Linked DNA regions of Homo sapiens: all the other regions are linked to region 3. A link is an interaction called in ENCODE POLR2A ChIA-PET data of the cell type or tissue named here. Cell type or tissue: CD4-positive, alpha-beta T cell. All regions are shown on one strand. Each heading gives the region's core, and the rest is flanking DNA. Links, peaks and the distances in the headings are about the cores only. Region 1 overlaps RUFY3 (RUN and FYVE domain containing 3). Region 2 overlaps DCK (deoxycytidine kinase). Region 3 has its middle 15 kb from the start of RUFY3.

The links. ChIA-PET counts read pairs that join two places held together with the same protein. Peaks named below come from ENCODE experiments on the same cell type or tissue, not always from the same donor. Only the 100,000 strongest peaks of a DNase experiment are listed, where the experiment ranks them.
Region 1: POLR2A ChIA-PET joins it to region 3 with 19 read pairs; 12 of 35 experiments call an interaction of 5 or more read pairs at or near these places.
Region 2: POLR2A ChIA-PET joins it to region 3 with 12 read pairs; 5 of 35 experiments call an interaction of 5 or more read pairs at or near these places.

The regions. Positions count from the first base shown.
Region 1 is chr4:70,754,570-70,763,064 of GRCh38, reverse strand. It overlaps RUFY3 (RUN and FYVE domain containing 3), which reads right to left. Exons shown (of 18, transcript NM_001037442.4): 2 at 373-546. Among named protein-coding and RNA genes, the nearest start is that of RUFY3, 37 kb to the right of the region's middle. In CD4-positive, alpha-beta T cell, for the core only: no CTCF peak of the experiment used is centred there; no DNase peak of the experiment used is centred there.
Region 2 is chr4:71,006,937-71,015,431 of GRCh38, reverse strand. All of the region lies in intron 2 of DCK (deoxycytidine kinase), which reads right to left. Among named protein-coding and RNA genes, the nearest start is that of DCK, 18 kb to the right of the region's middle. In CD4-positive, alpha-beta T cell, for the core only: CTCF peaks have their summits at 5,090 and 5,289; a DNase peak (open chromatin) is centred at 5,251.
Region 3 is chr4:70,702,367-70,710,861 of GRCh38, reverse strand. It overlaps the pseudogene RNU6-784P and a transcript of RUFY3 not described here. Among named protein-coding and RNA genes, the nearest start is that of RUFY3, 15 kb to the left of the region's middle. RefSeq lists enhancers at 4,950-5,481, 6,015-6,547 and a silencer at 5,111-6,270. In CD4-positive, alpha-beta T cell, for the core only: a CTCF peak has its summit at 6,247 (motif pointing right); DNase peaks (open chromatin) are centred at 5,151, 5,561 and 6,221; H3K4me3 peaks cover 2,677 bases; H3K27ac peaks cover 2,275 bases.

The sequences.
Region 1 (8,495 bases), core at 1,737-5,736, 53 kb before region 3:
AGAACACTGACCCAAGAGTCGGGAGACCTGAGTTCTAGCACCTACTCTGCCACAACTCAATGTGTGACCTTGACCAAGTCATGTCTCATTCTGGGCAGGCCTATTTCCACCTGTCAAACAGAACTACTGTACTGTACTTGATTACTTATAATGGCCCCTCCAACTGTAACATTTAATGATCTGTATTTTTAAAGCCCTATAAGTCCATTGAGTCAACCATAACCCTGCTCCTATAAAAGACTGCATTCCAATGGATTAATATTATTAATTCAAGCCTCTTATTCTTTGGCTCCACAAAGAATGCTTTCTTCTATAGTATGCATTGCTAGAAAACAGCTGCATGCATATTTGCATTTTGGGGTGATGGCCTACCTTTCAAGCCATGTTTCAGACAGTGCTCCATCACCACAAAGAATTGCTGGAGAGGTGCATAGTCAGAGTCAAGAGTCCTCCCCAGGTTCAGAGCTGATTCAATCAAGCCCTTGATACTCAGCTTGGCCATGTTCATGAGGTTCATGCGTTCATTAGCCATGAGATAATTAGGATCTGCAGCCAAAGGGGAAGAAGATGAAGGCTGGTTACTAGAAATAGCACATTTTAAAATTCAGTATTAGTTGTATTCTTCTCCACCATGTACTCACTGTGAAAAAAAATGCCAGTTTCCTTTAAGAATATCCTCAATGAAGCAGTAAAATGAACTATTTTATCAAATCTCAAGCCTTGAGTAGTCTTTTCTTTCTTTTTTTCTTTGAGACAGGGTCTTGCTCTGTTGCCCAAACTGGAATGCAGTGGCATGATCATAGCTCACTGTAGCCTCAACCTTCTGGGCTCAAGTAACCCTTCTGTCTCTGCCTCCCAAGTAGCTGGAACTATAGGCGCACGCCATCACACTGGCTAATTTTTGTATTTTCTGTAGAGACATGGTCTCACTTTGTTGCCCAGGCTGGTCTTGAGCTCTTGAGCTGAAGCGATATTCCCACTTCGACCTCCCAGAGTGTTGGGATAATACGCGTGAGCCACCATGCCTGGCTGAGTAGTCTTTTAATAGTCTCACCACCACCTCTGCTATCACCCTAACCTAAGCATCTGTCATAACTCCCTACTGTACTACCTTCACACTGCTCTCTCTGCTTCCATTCTTGCCTACCCCTCTTTTCTCTGCATAATTTGTGAAGTGCTCTAAAAATAAAGCCCCAATGTAGGAAAAAAAGGGTAAAGGGCTTAAACAAACTTTGCATTATGGTATTTTATTATTCTTTAAACTATGCACTAGCATTATTAGTATAATGCAGTACTAGAACTTAATCAACTCCCACATTTTTAAGTCTTAGCATACAGTGTATGGCTCTCATCAACCAGATGGATAAACTATTTGGGGAAAGGGGCTAAGTGACACATTTTATTGTACTCATTACCTTCATTTATTGGTGCTTACACTGTGCCAGCACTGTGGGCTACCTCTTACAATTATGATCTCCATCTCTCCTTACAACATGCTGTGAGACAGTCACCAATACAACAATTTTACAGGGAAGGAAAATGAGACTTAGAGAGTAAAGCTTCAGCTGCTCTGCCCTGACTCACTGTATGACCTCGGGCAAGTCACCATCCCATTTTAGGTCAATCAAATAGTTGCAGCCGGCCCATGGGCACAGACAATAATAAATGACAGAGCCAGAGGCCAGACTCCTCCTGACCATTCTTTTACATGATTATTTTACCTACTTATTCTCTCATCATATTTAGGTATTCTCCCTTCTTTCCGGTGCTAAAGCAGGCCCATAATAGCTAGGTGGTCCAAGGTGTAACAGTTTATAAGTGGCAGAATCTGGACCTGGATCTGACGTGAAAGCTAATGCTCTCTTTACCTTATGCCATGTATATCCTCCCAAACACCAAATATACCAAATTTGTACTGAAAACTAAAGAAGGCCTAGAGCTCTATGATGTATTCCATTTCTTCTTAGGAAGACTAAAAATACTAATAAGGCTATGCTTCCATAATACAAATAAGCCACTTAGCAAAAAACAGACTGTTTAATGCAAATTATCCCAAGCAATTTTCTTCATACAAGGTTTTTATTTATATCTGCTTTCAAAGTTAAATGAGCAGAGTCAAATGGTCAAATTCCAAATTAATCTTCTCATTAAGTTTAAGGACTTACGGATTTGCAATTCCAACTATATAAATCTTGGTTTGTTGTTATGTTGTCTGAGGTTACTTTTGGAGAAACACTTTATGTGAGAGTCAGAATTGGTATATATCACCATTAATTCTTTCTTGCATAACAACAAATGTTTTAGGGCCATAGTTTAAATGTGGCCATAGCTTAAATGTAGATCAACTTGTCAAGGGTAGTATTCTCACAAGAGGACAGCAAAATACATGGAAAACTATGCCCTGAAAGACAGCCATGAAGAAAACTATCAGATATTAATTTCCATTTATTACCAGCATGTATGTACATTCTAGTGTTTCTGACCTCCTATAATTACTCAAAAAAAAAAAATAGAGCTGGGGTGTGGGTATGAATATGTGTAGAGGGCTACTAGCCTTCCCACCTGACACCTCCCAATAGATGGCAGGAGACTATGGTTGGTACTAGATAACTGCCTGCCCATAACTTTGAGGCATTCACTCTGCCTCAAGCCTGTAGACCATTAATTCAGGAACTTATAACAAGATTAAACAATGCTGCTAGTCAAAGTTTACAAGCTGATTCCAACGTAGTGAGAACTAGTCATGTGGTGAGAGATAGACTTGGGTTAAGTAAAAAATATCATATTGAGACATTTTTCCAGAAGTAGTGATAGATTTATACCAACCCATCTACATTTTCTCATCTTGTTCTTCTTATAATCTGCAGCAGAAATGTTTAAGACATCTGGCTGAGGTCTGGAGTGCATGAACTACAGACAGGTTAACTAGCGTCTATGGGAATTAAATTTCTGATATCATGGACTCCATTAGTAAGGTGCTACAATCTATTTAAACTAACTTCCATCAAACATAAACAACCTACCCATTCTTTAAAAAACACTACTCTCAACCTTGGCACTGTTGACATTTTAAGCTAGATAATTCATTTTTATGGGGCTCTGTTCTGAAAACTAATTTTCACAGCAACCCAGTAGTGGGTAACACTAGATGTCAGTAGCACTGACAACTGTTTTTGGTGGGTTAAGACAACCAAAAATGTCTCCAGACACTGCCAAATATTCTTTGGGAGATTAAATCAGGTCCTTCCACATTGAGAACTACTAATCTAAACAAATGAAAGTGAAACAAAAATCTGTTATAGTAATTTGATTGTTAGAGATAAGAGCTTAAAAGTAACAATTCACTCAGAATGGCTATTACTAACAAGACAAAAAATAAAAAATGCTGGTGTGGATGCAGAAAAAAGGGAATTCTTATACACTGTTGGTGGGAATGTCAATTAGTATAGCCTTTATGGAAAACTGTACGGAGGTTCCTCAAAAAACTAAAAGTAGAACTACCATATGATTCAGCAATCCCACTACCAGATATTTATCCAAAGGAAAGGAAATCGATATAACAAAGAGATAGCTGCATTCCCATGTTTAATTCAGCACTATTCACAATAACCAAGATATGAAATCAACCTAAGTGTCATCAACATGAATAAAGAAATGTGGTATACACACACACACACACACACACACACACATACACACACACACACAAATTCAGCCATAAAAAGAATGAAATCCTATGATTCATGGCAACATGGATGAGCCTAAAGGACATTATGTTAAGTGAAATAAGTCTGGGACAGAAAGATAAATACCACATGTTCTCACTCATATGTGGAAGCTAAAAAAGTTGAGCTCATAGAAGTAGAGAGTAGAATTGTGATTATTAGAAAATGAAAAGAGTATGGAGGAGGGGAAGATAGGGAGAGGTTGGTTAACAGATGCAAAGCTACAACTAGATAAGATGAGTAAGTTCTAGTGTTCTGTAGCATTGTATGGTGACTATAGTCAATAATTTTCTTTTTTTTTTTTGAGACAGAGTCTTGCTGTCGCCCAGGCTGGAGTGCAGTGGCACGATCTCGGCTCACTGCAAGCTCCGCCTCCCGGGTTCATGTCATTCTCCTGCCTCGGCCTCCCGAGTAGCTGGGACTACAGGCACCCACACCACGCTGGGCTAATTTTTTGTATTTTTAGTAGAGATGGGGTTCCACTGTGTTAACCAGGATGGTCTTGATCTCCTGACCTCGTGATCTACCTGCCTCGGCCTCCCACAAGTGCTGGGATTACAGGTGTGAGCCACCACGCCTGGCAATAATTTTTTTTTTTTTATATTTTCAAATAGCTAGAAGAGAGGATTTTGAATATTCCCAAAATTAATAAATAAGTGTTTGAGGCAAGAGATATGCTAATTACCCTGATTTGATCATTACATTGTATACATGAGCCAAAATGTCAGTCTGTATCCCTAAATATGTATAATTATTACACATCAAAAATTTTAAAAAGAATATATTGCTCATTGTAAATGAACACAAAAGCTAAAATGAGTATTATTTAATTCTTATTATTAACATTTTTGTGCTGAATAGTATACAAAAGTATGGCTATTTAGTCTTGCTATGTTGCTCAAACTGGTCTTGAACTCCTGGCCTCAAGCCATCCTCCCATGTTGGCCTCCCGAAGTGCTGGGATTAAAGGTATAAGCCACTACACCTGGCCTACAAATAATGTTGGCTGCTAATAATGAATATTAAATCATTAACCTGATTTGTCACAGAATATTTTCTATTCAACATTACTTGTCTTAAATACTATTCAAGTGTAAAATGATTTTGCAAAACTAACCTATCCTGTTAAAAAGGGCTGCAATGACCTGACAGAGTATGGAGGGGCTTCTGAGGGCAGGTGAATTTCTGTTTGTTGGTATGGGTGTTTATTATGCAAGCATGTTGTGTGTGTAACATTGTACTGAGCTGAATACTTATAATATAGGATTCTTTTCTGTGTATTTTGTACTTTTAACTATATAAAGTAAAAAAAGATTCTGTTATATTGTATAAGCCAGAAAGCCATTTTAAAACATGCATGACTTTCATGATATCATCAGTCAAGCTTTTCCTATGAGAAAAATGATTTAAAATTTTAAAATGTTCACAACACTGGCATTTAACACTATCATTCCAATAGAGAACTTTCATGCAATTATTTTTTTCAATACATATTGAACATCTACTATGTGTTAGATATTGTTTTAATGCTAGAAATACAGAGGTAATAATAGACTTAGTCCCTGCCATCAAAGTGCTTACTATTTATCGCAGTTGGTTAATACAAACTTATAGAGAACAAATAGGGCAGTGTACAGCAAACACCTGAAATTTCAGGATAAACATAATCATATTTAACAAAGATCAATTTTATTCCAGGACAAATATTTTATTTTATTTTAATTTTTTAATTTTTCAGATGGAGTTTCACTCTTGTTGCCCAGGCTGGAGTGCAATGGCGCGATCTTGGCTCACTGCAACCTCGTCTTCCTGGGTTCAAGTGATTTTCCTGTCTCAGCCTCCCAAGTATCTGGGATTACAGGCATGTGCCACCACGTGCGGCTAGTTTTGTATTTTTAGTAGAGACAGGGTCTCACCATATTGGTCAGGCTGGTCTCAAACTCCTGACCTCAGGTGATCCACCTGCCTCGGCCTCCCAAAGTGCTGGGATTACAGGCATGAACCACCGCGCCCGGCCCAGAACAAATAATTTTAAATGTTCCATTTGTTTTGTTTTGATTTTTGAGGCAGGATCTTGCTCTATCACCCAGGCTGGAGTGCAGTGGCACGATCACAACTCACTGTAGTCCCAATCTCCCAGGCTCAAGTGATTCTCCCATCTCAGCCTCCTGAGTACCTGGGATAATAAACAGGTGTGTGCAACCATGCCCGGCTAATTTTTTTTTTATTTTTTGTAGAGACAGGGTCTCCCTATGTTGCCCAGCTGGTCCCAAACTCCTAAGATCAAGTGATCCTCTCACCTCAGCCTCCCAAAGTAATGAGATTACAGGCATGGGTCGCCATGCCCAGCTAATTAAAAAAATTTTTTTTTTGTTAAATGACATAAACCTATTCTATGGAAATGTTAGTTTTCTACATTTCTTAAAACTAAGATAATTGATGTCATTAATTTAGGGTTTCAGGCAGGCTGTAAGCATAATACAATTTCCTCTGACATTGGGTGCACTTCTGTGGAGAAGACTGAGAAGTACTGCAACTACACTGCAGTAAGAACTCCAACAATGGTATATACAGGATACCAGGGGAATATGCATAGGAGAAAGGTATCTGACCTGGCTCCCTATTTTTCCTTCAATTTTAGGGGCCCCGTGTGTTTCTATAAATCCTCAGAGGATGAGACTTTTGAGTTCAATCTTAAAGGATAAAAAGAAAGGAGTCACGTAAGGAAGGGGTAGCAGTAGAGATGTGAAGGGAACAGGATGGAAGGAATAGCTTAGGTAAAGGTACAGAAGTATGGAAGAACATAACATACACAGAAGAAAAACAACACTGAAAAAATGCCAGGGGTTTAAGTATTAGAGATGAGACAAGAGAAAGAGACAAGGGCAGACTGCTAAGGACCTTGTTTAAGGAGTACAGATTTCACCTTAAAGTCAGTGAAGACTTTAACGTGGGATGTGATGTCACAAATTTGAATTTTAGAGAAGCCATTCTTGCATCCTTTTGGAAGATGATTGGAAGGGTGCATGAACTCAAAGCTGAGGGGCAAGTAAGGGTCTACTGCAATGGCAGAGGAAAATAAATAATAAAGGGTAGAACTAGAGCAGTGGGGCTGTATGGAGAAGAGGGAGTCAGCATGGAGAGACATTCTGGGGTAGAACGTTAGCATTTCATAGCTTGACTATCTGGACATAGTCAAGGAGAATGGAGAGTAACTTCCCTATTTGTAGTTTTGGCGATTAGATGGACGATGGTGCAGATCACATTGGTGGGGAATACAGCAAGAGCACTGGACTAAAGAAATCATGTGGAAGTGACTATAGTTAAAATAATACATTATGTTGACTGGTTCTCAAATCAATGTTCTTTTTTTCCTTTTTTTTTTTTTCGAGACAGAATCTCGCTCTGTCACCCGGGATGGAGTGCAGAGGCGTGATCTCAGCTCACTGCAAGTTCCGCCTCCCAGGTTCACGCCATTCTCCTGCCTCAGCCTCCTGAGTAGCTGGGACTACAGGCACCTGCTGCCACGCCCGGCTAACTTTTTGTATTTTTAGTAGATACGGAGTTTCACTGTGTTAGCCAGGATGGTCTTGATCTCCTGACCTCGTGATCCGCCCGCCTCAGTGTCCCAAAGTGCTGGGATTACAGGCATGAGCCACCGTACCCGACCTCAATGTTCTTTCAAAAAGCATGTGATTCTTCACTGTATCTCTTCAAGACTGCTAATTTCCATATAAGGGTATTTTAATAAACTTTACAGAGTCATGTAGCTCATTTAGTTAATAGTGATGATAAAAGTGATCTGAAGTCATATAGCTAACAGTGACAGTGAGTCATATTGTTCTGAAAACAAATCATGTCACCAAGGTGCCATTTTATCTTCTTATAATGCAATGACTAATGTTCATACAGCAAAATCTTGAAATGTTTTCTAAATAATTGAAGGAAAAGAAAGATATATTTAATATTAGTATTAAGTATGTTATATGCAATTCTTGGCAGAGAATAATTGATATTAATATGTAGCACAATCATAGTTATTCTTCAGAATTTTCTTATTATCTAACAGATTAAAGCTTTTATCTTATATAAGAAACAAAATGGTTATCACACAGAAGACTTTTCAAAGATGTGTAAAAGCTTTTGGCTGGGCGCAGTGGCTCACGCTGGTGGCTCACGCGGTGGCTCAGGGAGGATCATCTGAGGTCAAAAGTTTGAGACCAGCCTAGCCAACACAGTGAAACCTCGTCTTTACTAAAAATACAAAAATTAGCTGGGCATGGTGGCAGGCGCCTGTAATCCCAGCTACTAGGGAGACTGAGGCAGGAGAATCGCTTCAACCCGGGAAGCGGAGGTTGCAGTGAGCCAAGATCACACCACTGCATTCCAGCCTGGGAGATAGAGTGATACCCCCGTCTCAAGAAAAAAAGAAAAAAAAAAAAGCTTTAATATGAGATTAAAAACAACAAACTAACAGAAACATATAGAAAGAAAAGCTTACTCTATGTTGGGAATGACTGAAGAACAATAATTTTAAATAAATCTATTTTGAACTTTTGCAATAATTGTTCTTAGAGTATAAAACTGGACAGAAAATGAGTCCTTGATTGTGAAAGAAAGAAGTGAAAGTACTAAAAAGACCTTAGCGTATAAAACTGGACAGAAAATGAGTCCTTAATTGTGAAAGAAAGAAGTGAAAGTACTGAAAAAGACCTTGTAATAAAACACCATTTAGTTAGCCTGATGACACTTATTTGTATGAGACAATCA
Region 2 (8,495 bases), core at 2,834-6,833, 300 kb before region 3:
AAAATGAGTTAGGGAGGATTCCCTCTTTTTCTATTGATTGGAATAGTTTCAGAAGGAATGGTACCAGCTCCTCCTTGTACTGCTGGTAGAATTCGGCTGTGAATCCATCTGGTCCTGGACTTTTTTTGGATGGCAGGCTCTTAACTATTGCCTCAATTCCAGAGCTTGTTATGGGTTTAATCAGGGATTCAACTTCTTCCTGGTTTAGTCTTGTGACAGTGTATGTGTCCAGGAATTTATCCATTTCTTCTAGATTTTCTAGTTTATTTGCGTAGAGGTGTTTGTAGAGGTGTTTATAGTATTCTGTGATGGTAGTTTGTATTTCTGTGGGATCAGTGGTGATACTCCCTTTGTCATTTTTTATTGAGTCTATTTGATTCTTCTCTGTTTTCTTCTTTATTAGTCTTGCTAGCGGTCTATCAATTTTGTTGATCTTTTCAAAAAACCAGCTCCTGGATTCATTGATTTTTTGAAGGGTTTTTTGTGTCTCTATTTCCTTCCGTTCTGCTCTGATCTTAGTTATTTCTTGCCTTCTGCTAGCTTTGGAATGTGTTTACTCTTGCTTCTCTAGTTCTTTTAATTGTGATGTTAGGGTGTCAATTTTAGATCTCTCCTGCTTTATCTTGTGGGCATTTAGTGCTATAAATTTCCCTCTACACACTGCTTTAAATGTGTCCCAGAGATTCTGGTATGTTGTGTCTTTGTTCTCATTGGTTTCAAAGAACATCTTTATTTCTGCCTTCATTTCGTTATGTACCCAGTAGTCATTCAGGAGCAGGTTATTCAGCTTCCATGTAGTTGAGCGGTTTTGAGTAAGTTTCTTAATCCTGAGTTCTAGGTTCGATTGCACTGTGGTCTGAGAGACAGTTTTTTATAATTTCTGTTCTTTTACATTTTCTGAAGAGTGCTTTACTTCCAACTATGTGGTCAATTTTGGAATAAGTGCGATGTGGTGCTGAGAAGAATGTATATTCTGTTGATTTGGGGTGGAGAGTTCTGTAGATGTCTTTTAGGTCCGCTTGGTACAGAGCTGAGCTCAATTCCTGGATATCCTTGTTAACTTTCTGTCTCGTTCATCTGTCTAATGTCGACAGTGGGGTGTTAAAGTCTCCCATTATTATTGTGTGGGAGTCTAAGTCTCTTTGTAGGTCTCTAAGGACTTGCTTTATGAATCTGGGTGCTCCTGTATTGGGTGCATATATATTTAGGATAGTTAGCTCTTGTTGTTGTATTGATCCCTTTACCATTATGTAATGGCCTTCTTTGTCTCTTTTGATCTTTGTTGGTTTAAAGACTGTTTTATCAGAGACTAGGATTACAACACCTGCCTTTTTTTTGTTTTCCATTTGCTTGGTAGATCTTCATACATCCCTTTATTTTGAGCCTATGTATGTCTCTGCACATGAGATGGGTCTCCTGAATACAGCACACTGATGGGTCTTGAGTCTTTATCCAATTATCCAATTTTCCAGTCTGTGTCTTTCAATTGGAGTATTTAGCCCATTTACATTTAAGGTTAATATTGTTATGTGTGAATTTGATCCTGTCATTATGATGTTAGCTGGTTATTTTGCTCATTAGTTGATGCAGTTTCCTCCTAGCCTCGATGGTCTTTACAATTTGGCATGTTTTTGCAGTGGCTGGTACCGCTTGTTCCTTTCTATGTTTAGTGCTTCCTTCCGGAGCTCTTGTAGGGCAGGCCTGGTGGTGATAAAATCTCTCAGCATTTGCTTGTCTGTAAAGGATTTTATTTCTCCTTCACTTATGAAGTTTAGTTTGGCTGGATATGATATTCTGGGTTGCAAATTCGTTTCTTTAAGAATGTTGAATATTGGCCCCCACTCTCTCCTGGCTTGTAGCGTTTCTGCCGCGAGATCCACTGTTAGTCTGATGGGCTTCCCTTTGTGGGTAACCCGACCTTTCTCTCTGGCTGCCATTAACATTTTTCCCTTCATTTCAACTTTGGTGAATCTGACAATTATGTGTCTTGGAGTTGCTCTTCTCGAGGAGTATCTTTGTGGTGTTCTCTGTATTTCCTGAATTTGAATGTTGGCCTGCCTTGCTAGATTGGGGAAGTTCTCCTGGATAATATCCTGAAGTGTGTTTTCCAACTTGGTTCCATTCTCCCCATCACTTTCAGGTACACCAATCAGACGCAGATTTGGTCTTTTCACATAGTCCCATATTTCTTGGAGGTTTTGTTCATTTCTTTTTACTCTTTTTTCTCTAAACTTCTCTTCTCACTTCATTTCATTCATTTGATCTTCAATCACTGATACCCTTTCTTCCAGTTGATTGAATCGGCTACTGAAGCTTGTGCATTCGTCATGTAGTTCTCGTGCCATGGTTTTCAGCTCCATCAGGTCACTTAAGGACTTCTCTACACTGGTTATTCTAGTTAGCCATTCGTCTTTTTTCAAGGTTTTTAGCTTCTTTGCCATGGGTTCGAACTTCCTCCTTTAGCTCGGAGAAGTTTGATTATCTGAAGCCTTCTTCTCTCAATTCGTCAAAGTCATTCTCCGTCCAGCTTTGTTCCGTTGCTGGCGAGGAGCTGTGTTCCTTTGGAGGTGAGAGGCGCTCTGATTTTTAGAATTTTCAGCTTTTCTGCTCTGTTTTTCCCTATCTTTGTGGTTTTATCTACCTTTGGTCTTTGATGATGGTGACGTACAGATGGGGTTTTGGTGTGGATGTCCTTTCTGTTTGTTAGTTTTCCTTCTAACAGCCAGGACCCTCAGCTGCTGGTCTGTTGGAGTTTGCTGGAGGTCCACTCCAGACCCTGTTTGCCTGGGTATCAGCAGCGGAGGCTGCAGAACAGCGAATACTGCTGAACAGCAATTGTTGCTGCCTGATCGTTCCTCTGGAAGCTTCGTCTCAGAGGGGTACCCAGCCGTATGAGGTGTCAGTCTCCCCCTACTGGGGGGTGCCTCTCAGTTAGGCTATTCGGGGGTCAGGGACCCACTTGCAGAGGCAGTCTGTCCGTTCTCAGATCTCAAACTCCGTGCTGAGAGAACCACTACTCTCTTCAAAGCTGTCAGACAGGGACATTTAAGTCCGTAGAGGTTTCTACTGCCTTTTGTTCAGCTATGCCCTGCCCCCAGAGGTGGAGTCTACAGAGGCAGGCAGGCCTCCTTGAGCAGCGGTGGGCTCCACCCAGTTCCAGCTTCCAGCCCACTTTGTTTACCTACCCAAGCCTCAGCAATGGTGGGCGCCCCTCCCCCAGCCTCACTGCCGCCTTGCAGTTGGATCTCAGACTCTTGACATATAAATATTGTGGGGGGTGGGGAAGAAACAAAATACAAAACTGTATACTGTTCTTTCAAGTAAGATCTATGGTTATCTCTGGATAATAAGGTTATAGGTAAGTTTTAGTCCCCTCTTTTGATAATTTCTAATATTTCCTTAACTTCAAACAGTAAACAGGTATTACTTTATAATATTTTTTAAATTACATATCACCTCCACCAAAATTTAATATATTACATTATTAATTCAACTATGTAAAAGATACATACAGAGTGGTAGGATTATGAATAACATTTATTCTGTTCTCTATAATATATGTCCATTTTCACTTTATGAAAGAATACTTCATTGTTATAGGAAGTACAGATTATTGTCAAGGTAAGTGAAAAATAGAAATATCAAGGTCAGCTATAAAATCATTTATCTTTTAATTCTAGGTCTAATCTTTGTAAACATTGCAAAAGAGTTGAATTAAGTTCAACTGTAAAAGATCAGAGTCTACCAAACAAGATAATTATAAAATAGCCAACAGGCCAGGCATGGTGACTCATATGCCTAATTCTAGCACTTTGGGAGGCCGAGGCAGGCGGATTGCTTGATCCCAGGAGTTTGAGACAAATCCAGACAACATTGGCAAAATCCTATCGCTATAAAAAATACAAAAATTAGCCGGGCATGTTGGTGTGGGCCTGTAGTCCCAGCTACTGAGGAGGCTGAGGTGGGAGGATCACTTGAGCCCAGGAGGCGGAGGCTGCAGTGGGCTGAGGTTCACCATTGCACTCCAGCCTGGGCAATAAAGCAAGACTCAAAAAAATACAAGCCAACAAAAGTTATCACATCTATTCAAAAGGTACAAGTGGAAGTGCTTTATCAAGCATTCTTAACTAATTTTCAAGAATGACTTACTAAGGGACAGAGCAAGACTCCGTCTTAAAAAAAAAAAAAAAAAAAAAAAAGAGACCTCACACCTGTAATCCCAGCCCTTTGGGAGGCTGAGATGGGTGGATCACTTGAGGTCAGGAGTTCAAGACCAGCCTGGCCAACATGGTGAAACCCCATCTCTACTAAAATTACAAAAATTAGCCAGGCGTGGTGGCACATGCCTGTAATCCCAGCTCCAGCTACTTGGAAGGCTAAGGCAGGAAAATCGCTTGAACCTGGGAGGCAGAGGTTGCAGTGAGCCAACATCACACCACTGCACTTCAGCCTGAGCGACAGAACGAGACTCCGTCTCAAAAAAAAAAAAAAAGAATGACTTATTAAAAGTAAAAAATATGCTGTTCTGTCATAAATAAGTATGGTTTACACCTTCTTTATCACAATTACTAGTTTTTCAGTGGCTTATTAGTGGTAAGAAGTATTGGATAAAAGTAAAATAGTACGGGTAATGCGTATGTTAATTAGCTTGGTTTAACCATTCCACAATGTAGACATATTTTAAAACATCATGTTGCATACCATAAATATAATTTTTATATTATATATAATTTATATTATGTATATAATTTTTATATTATATATAACTTATGTATATAATTTACATTACATATGATTTATATATAAATATAATATAAAATTAAATATAATTTTTATCTGTAAATTAAAAATAAAAATATCTTAATTTTTTTAATTAAAAGTAAAATAGTACTTCACAATAATAGTGATCCTCCAAAAGAATTCAGCTCAATGAAAAAACAAGACAGAGACAGCTTCCTAACAGACTGCATATCTCAAAAATAAGCTAAAAGGAAACAATTAAATCAAAACTTTGGGCCTAAATAATAACATAAATCACCACATAAAGTACATTATTATTATTTTTAAAAACGTTCCATACCAAGATTGCTAATAATCTGAGTGGTATGTTTTAAAGATCATTCTCACCAAGAGAGATTTGGAGAAGGGAGAGAACATAATCTTTGGTGCTTTGCCTCTTACTATTTTGCCAAAATTAGGAGTACCTTATCAATAGTATAGCAACATTTCGGCCACTAGGTGGCAGGTTAAAAAAAAAAAAAAAAAGCTAAAACAGCAAAAGCTAAGCATATGGGTGCACAGTAAGTTGCTAAACGAAGAGATCAGAGGTACCAAAGGCCCAATTCTTCCAAATCTACAAATGCCAAGAAGTGTGATGAAACAAGAACATCAAAGTAGGACTGACCTTGCCAAGGTTAGGTCTGAAAACAGTCACTTCTCATCACTAACAGCATTCTAAGAAAAATTGACATTTGAATAGTGGGTGATTCATACTATAACCTCAAGGAATAGATCAAGGATGAGTCTGGGGAAGAAGGACTACTGGATGAAGAAATAAAATCTCACTTCTTGAGTTTAGTGGAAGAAAATATCCAAAGATACAGGGAAGCCACCCACCCAACCATCCTCATATTCCACAACTATATCTCAAAAATACTACCCCCTCTGTACAGAAGTACAGAGAATTAACAACGGAGCAGTCCCCAATACACACAAAAAAGCTGAAGCTACCTTCCAAGAATGTGCACCAAACTCTAACAAAGGTAATCAAATTGTAACATCATGAAGACATGACCAGATTACAATAAACGGCCTGATAAAAGAATATGTTAATAATAATAGGATCACCTGCATGCTAGTTATAAAGAATGGCCAGTTTGGCATTCTGAATCAAGTATATGGAAAGAAAATGTCCCATCCCATAAACATGGATATCAGATTCAGAAAGCCATTAAGTCTTAAAATGAAGACAAATGTATTAATGCATCACAGTCTGATGACACAGTCTGATTAACATGATTTAACTAATCCCTCTGGGCTCTGATTCCAAGCTCAACAGACAACCTTATTATAAATTGTCTTGTCTTATATACGAAAGCAATGTTTTTCAACTTCTCTGCAACCTAACTAAAGAGTTCAGTATACTCCCAACAGTTAACAGTGATTCACTAGGGTGATGACTTTTAACTATGAGGCATCCCACATATTTGAACCTCCAAGGGATTGTTATTTTAAAAAGCACCCGAATCCTTGAGATTCTTTCTTGTGTGTACAAATTATGGAATACATGAGAAATTTTGTACATGTATATAATATGCAGTAATCGAATCATTCAGGGTGTCCATCACCTGAGTACAATGTATTTTTCCATTCTACCTTGCTATAAAACACTGAATTATTTCTTCAAGCTTCCTGTATATCTGTACACTTTAACTCACTCCTCTTCATCTTCCCCTCCTCCTACCCTTCCCAGTTATTGTTATCTATTTTTCCACACTCTATCTCCATGTGTTCAAACTGTTTAGCTCTCAGACATTCTTATGACTTCCTTCCACTGGTTGAGAATTACGAACCAAATAAAGAATAAACTGATCTAAATTCAATTACCTTAATGATTACATTTCTTTCTGCAAATTAAAATTTTTGGCATTTTGGTTTTATATGTCAGTTTCTGTGCCCTTGGTTAATGTGAGGCATGCTGAGAGTCAAATGACAAATATGTCAACGGACCTTAAATGGAGGTCACCTAGTCCAATACCCTGTTTAAGAATACCCTCTATTTTCCAACATTGGTTTAATCTGGTTAGTTTCTGTCTACTACCTGAGGATAACTGCACTGACAGCTGACCCCAGAAATAAAAGGAAAAAGAGTTGCTTTTAGAACTCCAGTCTCTCCTTCAAAAGCTAAGCAAACTTGAGTAGGTACTTCAGCGAAAAGCTACATTAAAAATGCAGTGAGAGAAGACAGATGGCTCAGAGGAAAATGGGCAAAAGGACCCAAGTGGGCACTTTGCAAAAATCAAAATGACTAATAAACATATGAAAAGGAACACAGCCTCATTAGCCAGCGGGGAAATACAAATTAAACAAAAAAATAGTAAACACTCAGCAGAATGACAAAAATGAGAAAGCCAGACACTACTAAATGCTGGCAAAGACATAGATTAATGAGAGCTTGATTACACTGGGGGGAGAGAAAATTGGAAAGCCAGTTTGGAAAACAGGCATCATAAGCATTCCCAGTAATTTTACTTCTTATTCCTACAGAAACTTTTGCATGTATGCGGGTGAATTTATGTTCACAGCAATGCTGTTTACATAAGCAACTAAATTGGAAATCACTCAAAAATCAATTAAAGGTATAAAATGGACAAACAGTGATAGACGAATAAAATTAAATACTATAGGCCCCACATAGTGGCTCAAGCCTGTAATCCCAACACTCTGGGAGGCTGAGATGGGCAGATCGCTTGAGCCCAGGAGTTTGAAACCAGCCTGGGTAACATGGCAAAACCCCGTCTCTATAAAAAATACAAAAATTAGCCAAGCCTGGTGGCACACAGGCGTGGTGGCCTATGGTCCTAGATACTCAGGAGGCTGAGGAGAGAGGATCACCTGAGCCAAGGGAGGTTGAGGCTGCAGTGAACCATGGCTGCGCCACTGCACTTTACCTGGGCAACAGAGTGAAATCCTGTCTCAAAAAAAAGAATATTTTTAAAAAACAAAATTCAATACTATATAGCTGAAAATAAGCTACAGCTGCATATAATATGGACAAATTTCATAAATGTATTAAGTAAAAGAAGCGAGAGGAAAAAAGGCAAACAATGTAATTCCACTTATATAACATTCAAAAATAGACAAAACTAAATTATACTTAGAGGTATGTTCATGTATGCTCAAACAATTTTTAGGAAGCAGGAAAATTATTATCACAAAAGAATGGGAGTAATTACCCCTAGCGGAGTAGTAACGTAGGAAAGAAGATATAGTGATTGGAGAAGGCGAACAGGGATTTCTGGAATGATGATGTCGTATTTCTTGACCTGGATAATGGTTATAAAGATGTCAACTTTAAAACTGTTCTTCAAACTGTACATTAGCTTTTACCTACTTTTCTACAGATATATCATGTCAAAAATGTTTTTAAAAAGAATCAAATAAACAAATTTACCCACTTTAAAATTCTACTGTAGACTAACCTTGCCTTTCCCCAAAAATCAGATATAAAACATCAATTTCTTAAGATAATGAGGTCTATATGGGAAGAAAGCCCCTTTAAGATTTAGTCCTGGATATCCTAAGGATTGGGGTGTACTGAATTAGGCCCTAGGTCTAAAGTTAGCTATGCCTGGCAAATAGAAGGTGTATGAAAAAGTATTTTTGGTTATTCAAAACCATATATTCTCAAAGTCCATGGAATATCTTGCTAGTGATTCCTCTTTGCATATGTGATTTACATTTTAAATATTCAATTATTATTCCCAGAATTCCTT
Region 3 (8,495 bases), core at 2,992-6,991:
TGAACTCCTGACCTCAAGTGATCCGCCTGCCTTGGCCTCCCAAAGTGCTGGGATTACAGGCATGAGCCACCATGCCTGGCCCATTGACATATCTCTTTATATAAATTAAAAATTTTAATAAATAAAACAAAAAACATGTGTTCAATTCCTGACCAGGTATACTGTTTTCTTTTTCTTTTTTTTTGTTTTTTGAGATGGAGTTTCACTCTTGTTGCCCAGGCTGGAGTACAATGGCGCAATCTCGGCTCACCACAACCTCTACCTCCCGGGTTCAAGTGATTCTCCTGCCTCAAACTCCTGAGTAGCTGGGATCACAGGTGTGCGTCACCATGCCCAGCTAATTTTGTATTTTTAGTAGAGACAGGGTTTCTCCATGTTGGTCAGGTTGGTCTCGAACTCCCGACCTCAGGTGATCCGCCTGCCTTGGCCTCCCAAAGTGATGGGATTACAGGCGTGAGCCACCGCACCCGACCTTTACTGTTTTCTAGAGTACTACTAAACAATTAAAAAAGAAGAGAGACAATAACAGAAATGTCCACAGAGGAAAAACTAAAATATATATATTTTACACAAACACATATACAATCTACACATACATACATGCATGCATGCAATATATATGATATATACATATCTGTATACTTGTGTGTGTATATATGTTAATGAAACTGCAAGCATAAATTTTCTCCCCTTAAACACTAATTCCTGGGTTTACATGTATATTTCGAACCTCCTTCCCCATACAATGGATTTTTCAAGTGCATCTGTCAGAGACAAAGGCTTCTAGGTACCTCATTCTCTGCACTATCCGGGGCTTAATCATGGCACTCGCTGTTAAGTATACTCAACTTTGTAGTGGGTAGTCATAGTAACGCTGCCAGTCCTTTTCAAGATTCTTTTTCTTCTATTCCTCTTCTAGCCTTCCTCCTATCTCAAAACAGCACTTAAAAATACAGAAAGCTGCTACTTGGTGAGTGGGACACTTTTTTGGACACTGCCTTAACTGGGAGAGAAAAGACAAGGGCAAGGATGTGGGCTATTTGCATAGCATTGCCTTGAACAATGTTTGCCGTAGTTGTGGGAGTTGGAAGGAGAAAAGAATAACTAAATAGAAGCTGTTAACTGTGCAAACAGCAGGGTGACTCTTCCAACCAACACTAAAGGGAAGCCATCTTTTGTCTATCCTGTCCATTCACAAGACGATCTCTAACGGCAGGATGGAAAAGGAAAGCATTAAAAGTATTACACCATGGCCTGCAAGCAGATCCTCCTTACAAATTGTAGTTGCTGAGAAACTGGCATGGAAGGTCATACATACACCAAGAGGATAAAGCCACCACGAAATATAAAAACATACATGTCTGTAAATGCATGAAAAAGTTCAGGATGAAAACTCCCCAAACTCAAAAGTGGGCATCCTCCAATAAGGAACCGGGGAGAGGGTGCTGGAGGTCCACAAAGAGGAAAGTTCACTTTGTAACTGTACTTATGTATTATGAAACATTTAAACAATGAGCATAGATTCATGTATTACTTGTACATTTATAAAATCAAATTTTAAAAGGCATGGCAGAGAGTTTTATGAGATTTAAAGTTAGAAGTATAAAAACCTAGCAGATTACCAGCACTCAAAGACTCAGAAAGAGACATAATCCTCAACAAGGCACATCAGAAGTCTCCTTTCACACTGCATTGAAGCAGATTGATTTCATGGATATTATATCCTGCAAGATTTTGGAACAAAACAATTCATGTGACAAACCCTGAAAAGTTTAGGCTACCTTCTATTTACAAACTTTTTTTTGAAACAGCATCTCGCTCTATTACCATGACTGGAATACAGTGGTGTGATCACGACTCACTGCATCCTCAACTTCCCAGACTCATGCCATCCTCCCACCTCAGACTCCTGAGTAGTTGGCACCAGAGGCATGTGCCACCATACCCAGCTAACTTATTTTTAATTTAAAAAATTTTTTTTTTGTAGAGACAGAGTCTGCTTATGTACAGGCTGGTCTCCAATTCCTGGGCTCAAGTGATACTCCTGCCTAGGCCTCCCAAAGTGCTGGGATTGCAGGCTTGAGCCACCGTTCCAGTCTCACACATTTTTGCTATTCTTCAGCACTGTTATTTAAAAACAGAGCTTCTGAACTCAAATGTAAAATTTAATTTTTAAAACCTCTAAGTACACTCAAGATTTCTAAAATAAAAAGATAATACCACCTTAATACACAGTCTTTCAAAGCTATAATATTTTATATACTTTTAGCAAATACATTACTGAGAGTTAAAAATTGGGTTGCTAAAGAGGCAGATGCCAGTCATCGTAATATTCACTAGGCATTGAGGTTGAGTCCATGTACCATTCTCGTAATTAAGAAGTCTTTTAAAAACTGTTTGGGGCCAGGTGTGGTGGCTTACACCTGTAATCCCATCACTTGTGAGGCCGAGGAGGGTGGATCACTTGAGTCTAGTTCGAGAGCAGCCTGGCCAACATGGTCTCTACTAAAATACAAAAAAAAAAATAGCTGGGGTGGTGGTGCGCACCTGTAATCCCAACTACTTGGGAGGCTGAGGCAGGAGAATCTCTTGAACCTGGAAGGAAGAGGTTGCAGTCAGCCCAGATTGTACTGCTGCACTCTAGCCTGAGCACAGAGTGAGACTGTCTCAAAAACACAAAATAAAAAAACAAAAACTGTTTGGTCTCAAGTGTTCATGTATTTTATTTTTATTTTTTTAAAAACAGGGTTTCGTTCTGTTGCTCAGGCAGGAGTGCAATGGTGCAGTCACAGCTTACTGCAGCCCTGAACTTCTGGACTCAAGTGATCCTTCACCTTAGTCTCCCAAAGGGCTGGGATTACAGGTGTGAGCCACCAGCACCTGGCCTGGTCTCTAATTTCTTAAATGAGTAGTCAAGAGAATCAAAGTTCTGATATCCAGATACATTACAGAAAGCAATATTCCATTGACTCTGCAGGGTAACAAGGAACTTTTTATTCATATCTAGAGTGTTCCTTTCTGTAAGTATGCTTACGTTCTAAAGCACATATAAATGTAACAGGTAAAAACAAAAACTCAGTCCAAAACAAAAAACTATTTTGAATCAATTTTATATTTAAATAAAACATGTAATAGTGATTTTTTTTTTTTTGCTAATATGAAATGTTCTCAGTGACTAATCTTTAAAAGCAGAGGAAGTGGGACACGTATATATTCCCAGTAACTTTTCTGAACACATACACATCAATAAACTATTTCAAAAATAAAGACCATGAGGAAATATTAGAACTTACGTGGTAACAAAAAACACCATACCGCCTGGGCACGGCGGCTCACCCCTGTAATCCCAGCACTTTGGGAGGCTGAGGTAAGTGGATCATTTGAGGTCAGGAGTTCGATAACAGCCTGGCCAACATGGTGAAACCTCGTCTCTACTAAAAATACTAAAAATGGTAGGTGCCTGTAATCCCAGCTACTCAGGAGGCTGAGGCAGGAGAATCGTTTGAAATCGGGAGGCGGAGGTTGCAGTGAGCAGAGGTCATGCCACTGCACTCCAGCCTGGGCGACAGAGCGAGACTCCGTCTCAAAAACAAAAAAACACCATACATTTGCTAGTATCCTAAGGTAGAGACTGAGATCACGCTCATGAAACTTTAGCTTTAAGTCCTCTAGTCCCGATCTTGATCATGCTTAAGCAACAGTATTAACTGATAAGAGTAACAAAATACTGTTATTTTCTACAATAATTAATAACATAAAGATAACCTTTAACAATGAGGGAGTCCAGTCAACTGAAATTCAGGTAATTCCCACAATTGATACTGTTCAATAGTTGAAAAGTTCCTCTACATCAAACCTTGTACCATAACTGTTACAGAGAAATGACAGTCTTCTTTCTATAGTAGCATGCTTAATATGTAGATTACACAGAAAGAAAACATTTTTGGTGCAAACAAAAAAAGAGGCGGTGTTTAAAGTACAAAGTAGAAGGATTCCTCAGAAAACAAAAGCAAAGTCTCCTTGAGAAGATTCTTATCTTTGCCTCCTCTGTATAGGAAGACTCACTTCTGCCATGAGCTGACAATCCATCTGCACATTAGTGCAGACCACTCCAACACACAAACTATGGCTTCACTAAGACAGTCAATGGTCAGTGTCTGCCCACTGACTTATTACTCAGTAAGTAATAAGGAGGTGTGAACACTGGGCAACCTCCAGCTGAATCACATAGACCCTTCCTGTTAACCTGTCACCCACCATCACAGTTTTGGATCTCTTGTTAGATTTAAAGAGCATGGGTTTAGCAGAAAAGCAATCTGGGTCAACTGCATTCCTTCTCTTAAGCTGTTACTTGGGATAAATCGAGCTTCCGCATCTGAAAAAGTGGCATTCAGTTTGGCGCACACAAACTTATTAACCATGATTATCACAACACATGCACATAGGAAATAATCAATAAATATTATCTTTTCCTAGGAGATGGATCGGGGCAGAAAAGGTGAGTCAGGGTTTCTTGGCAGGGCAGAGCAGCTAAAAGATTTGTACTTGTGCTTTAAAAATATAGGGTGTATGGTGGGAAAGGTCCTTCCCTCATCGCTTCAGGCAAGTTTCTGTCTCCCTTTCCAGAACTCATACAGCAAAGTATTTGGCGCTTACAGCATGCCTTGTATCGTCAGCCACATTTTCATACTGTAAGAGCTTGTATTTGAAAATCAGATTTAACATTCCTCTAAGAGTCCTTATATTCATTGACGACTCTAGGGCCCTACTCGTTTGCCAGCACAGTAAACAGTTCACTAATAAAAAATACAGCACGGAGTGTGGGTCAGCTGCATTCAGAGCGCTCGCGTGTGCCAGTGGCTTTAAAAGTGGAGGCCTCTTCCCGACAACCGATATAACCCTGGGAGGTAGCCTTCCAAAGCCACACATTCCCTTCTTGTCTTCTCATGCACCGCTCCGATTTCTCTTTCCAATCCGGGGGACGGATCTGTCATATTTACCGGCATGGAAGGAACGCTCGTAAAAAATTAGTTACTAGTATTACTAAGGCCGCACTGGCGGCGGCGGCGGCGCAGCAGCCACACCTACTCAGCTGCCGCGGCGCCGGGAGCCCGAAAAAGGCGGGTCAGAGGGGCCACGGGGTCTCCGGGCGCCGCCCCCTCTTAGACTCCTTCGGGGAAGGTTCCCAGCCCGGGACCCGGGACAGGGCCAGGGCGCCCCGGGTGGAGGGGGGCAGGCAGGCCGCTTCTCGCCCCCGCCCAAGCACGTGGGAGGCCGGCGAAGACCAGCGCCCAGCCCAAGACGGGAGAGAGACCAGGCCAGGCAGGAGCCGCGGCCTGGGGAGACGCGGAGGTAGAATCCGGCGCCCGAACCGCGGTCGTCCCGCTGCCTCCTCACCGGGCGCCTCGGGAGAACAGCTTCCCGAGGGTAGCCCCTAAAGCCCCCGCCTCCCGGCCACCCGGCTCGGGTCACCCCGCGGGAGGCGGAGCTCCGCGGGGGCCGGGCCGGCCCTCCCCAGCCGAATGCTCCCTTCCCCGCGGGCGTCCCCATGCCCCTCCGCCACTCACGGTGCTTGCCGCTGCCGCTGCTGCCGCCGCCGCCGCTCGGGTAGCTCAGCAGCAGGAAGGGCAGCGGTGAGCCGGGGGACGGCGGGGTCCTCCAGGAGCGCTGCTGCTGCGGCGGCGGGCGCACTCCGAAGCCGGCGCCTCCATCGCCGGGGTACAGCAGGAAGAAGGGGGCGGCCACCGGCGAGTCGGGCTCCGACTGCCCGGCGGGGGAGGCCGGCGGCGGCCCCGCCTCGCCCTCTCGGTCCGTGCCCCCGGCGGGAGCGCGGCGCGGCTCCTCCGGCCGCCACTCCCCGCCCCTCGCCGGCTCCTCGCTGCAACTTTCGGCACCAGCGGTGGGCGGCGGCGGGGTCTCAGCCATGCTCACTCCTTCCTTCGCCGCAGCCTCCGATTCGCGCCCGGGCCTGGGCGGGGGAGCAGAGGGTCAGGGCGAGGAGCCGCCGCCCCGTCCCGTCCGCTGCGCCGCCGCCGCCACCGCCACCTTTCTTCTCGGCCACGGGCTGGCGCCTGGGCTCCGCCGCTCGGCCCACAGCCCGCCCCGCCAGGGTCCAAGCCAGCTGGAGGGACCGCCCCGCCCGACGGCGCGGCCTCGCTACCGGCCGCCTCCTCCAGCCCCTCCCGCCCCGGCCCCCAGCCTGTGACTCGGCTCCCCTAGGGGGCAGCGTCCTCCTCTTCCCACTCCCCACCTTCCGCTTCCCTCCGGCTGGGCTGACTGCCTCCCGACCCTCGGGCCCTGGGCCTCTTCCTTACCCGCCCCCGCTGGGCCCTGTAAGGCGGTCAGGTGTGTCTAGTGCTTGAAAAGTGGAAGACCTGGCGAAATACCTGGCGGCGTTTTGTCGTGTAACCGCCAACTTTATCGGTAGCACGAAGGCACAAAGATCTGGGTTGAAGAAGAGGCGAAAGCTAATTTTAAAAAAGCACCTCCCTGCCCCCGGGTATTAAACTGTACCATTTGCCTTTCACACACTGCAACTTCAACCGTTGATTCACTGTTTGGAGTATTGAGCTCTTTATGTGAGAAACCAAAGGTGGGTGTCTTCCTTCCACCACCTCTTTTGTTCCCGTCTTGTGCGCTGTACTGAAATCCTGTATTTGCTTTGACTTTAATTCCCTGGTTTTCTAGTGCCGCGGGTGCGCATGAGTGCATTTTAAATCAAACAGCTTAGAATTTATACGACAAATGTCAATTACAGGTCGACAGTTTTCTCTTTCACAGTGCCCGTGTCTCGCTAGTAATTAGCCACCGTTGCTTTGAGAATTCGAATCAATGATTACTGATCCAGTAATTCCCTTAAGTAAACATTTCTTTCGGCAATAAAGACAATTTCCAGTTACTCTCATGGTTCTTTATCCTGGATTCCTAGCTGATTAGCCTTGTGTTTAATGCTGGCATAGAAGCCATGTTGACTCATAATTAAAAATCACTGTTGTGTAACATTTTGCCCACCTGCTTTTTCCTCTTCTCTGTTCAGCCCTTCCCTGTGTAGAGGAAGTTGTACTTCTTTGAAAGGAAAAGTAAACATTTTTATTACTGTTGTTATTCTCTGTAAATCACTTTTGAAATTACTACTCGCAATTACCATGAGACTTACAATACTACTTTTCACTGAGTCTTTTAACAAGAAGCATTCAAAAGGGAAATGTTTACAGGATAGCTTCAGTCTTAGAAAATTTCTTAGCTTTTCGGTTTCTGGCATTTCCCTGACCTGTTGATCCCAGTCCTACTACCTATTTGAGTAAGTTATTTGTCCAGCTCTGTAAAATGATTATGTTATTCATAGATACTGTGAGGGCTAAATAAGAAATAGAAATAAAGCGTTTAAAATACAACTTAACATTGGGGTAAATAATAATTATTACGGCCAGGTGCGGTGGCTCACGCCTGTAATCCCAGCACTTTGGGAGGCCGAGGCGGGTGGATCACGAGGTCAGCAGTTCGAGACCAGCCTGACCAAAAAGGGGAAACCCCGTCTCTACTTAAAATACAAAAAAATTAGCTGGGCGTGGTGGCGAGTGCCTGTAATCCCAGCTACTTGGGAGACTGAGGCAGGAGAATCGCTTGAAACCAGAAGGCAGAGGTTGCAGTGAGCCGAGATAGCACCACTGCACTTTAGCTTGGGCAATAAGAGCAAAACTTCATCTCAAATAAATACATAAATCAATAATTATTAGTAGTACTCACTTCAGCAGCACATAAACTAAAATTGGAACGATACAGAAAAGATTAACATTTCCCTGCACGAGAATGACCTGCAAATTTGTGAAGTGTTCCATATTAAAAAATAATTATTATTAGGGATATTTTATCATTTTGGCAAAATAACATTTAACTTACAATAATAAAAACATACTGAGTTGGGGAAAAAAAGCCTTTTCATTATATCCTTAGCATTTTGAAGGTGGTTTGGGCCTTAACTCTTGGTGCTGGTGAGAATCTCAACAGGAAGACATATTTGTCTTTTAGGAATTGCTAACTGCATGATACCTTCATAAGAAAAACTGAAAGCATTTGACCCAGCAATCTCATTAACTGGGTATATACCCAAAGGACTATAAATCATTCTACTATAAAGACACATGCACACGTATGTTTATTGCAGCACTATTTACAATAGCAAAGACTTGGAACCAACCCAAATGCCTATCAATGATAGACTGGATAAAGAAAATGTGGCACATATACGCTATGGAATTATGCAGCCATAAAAAAGAGTGAGTTCAGGTCTTTTGCAGGGACATGGATGAAGCTGGAAGCCATCATTCTCAGCAAACTAACACAGGAACAGAAAAGCAAACACCGCATGTTCTCACTCTTAAGTGGGAGTTGAACAGTGAGAACACATGGACACAGGGAGGGGAACATCACACACCGGGGCCTGTGGGGTAGTGGGGGTAAGGGGAGGGGAAGCATTAGAAGAAATACCTAATGTA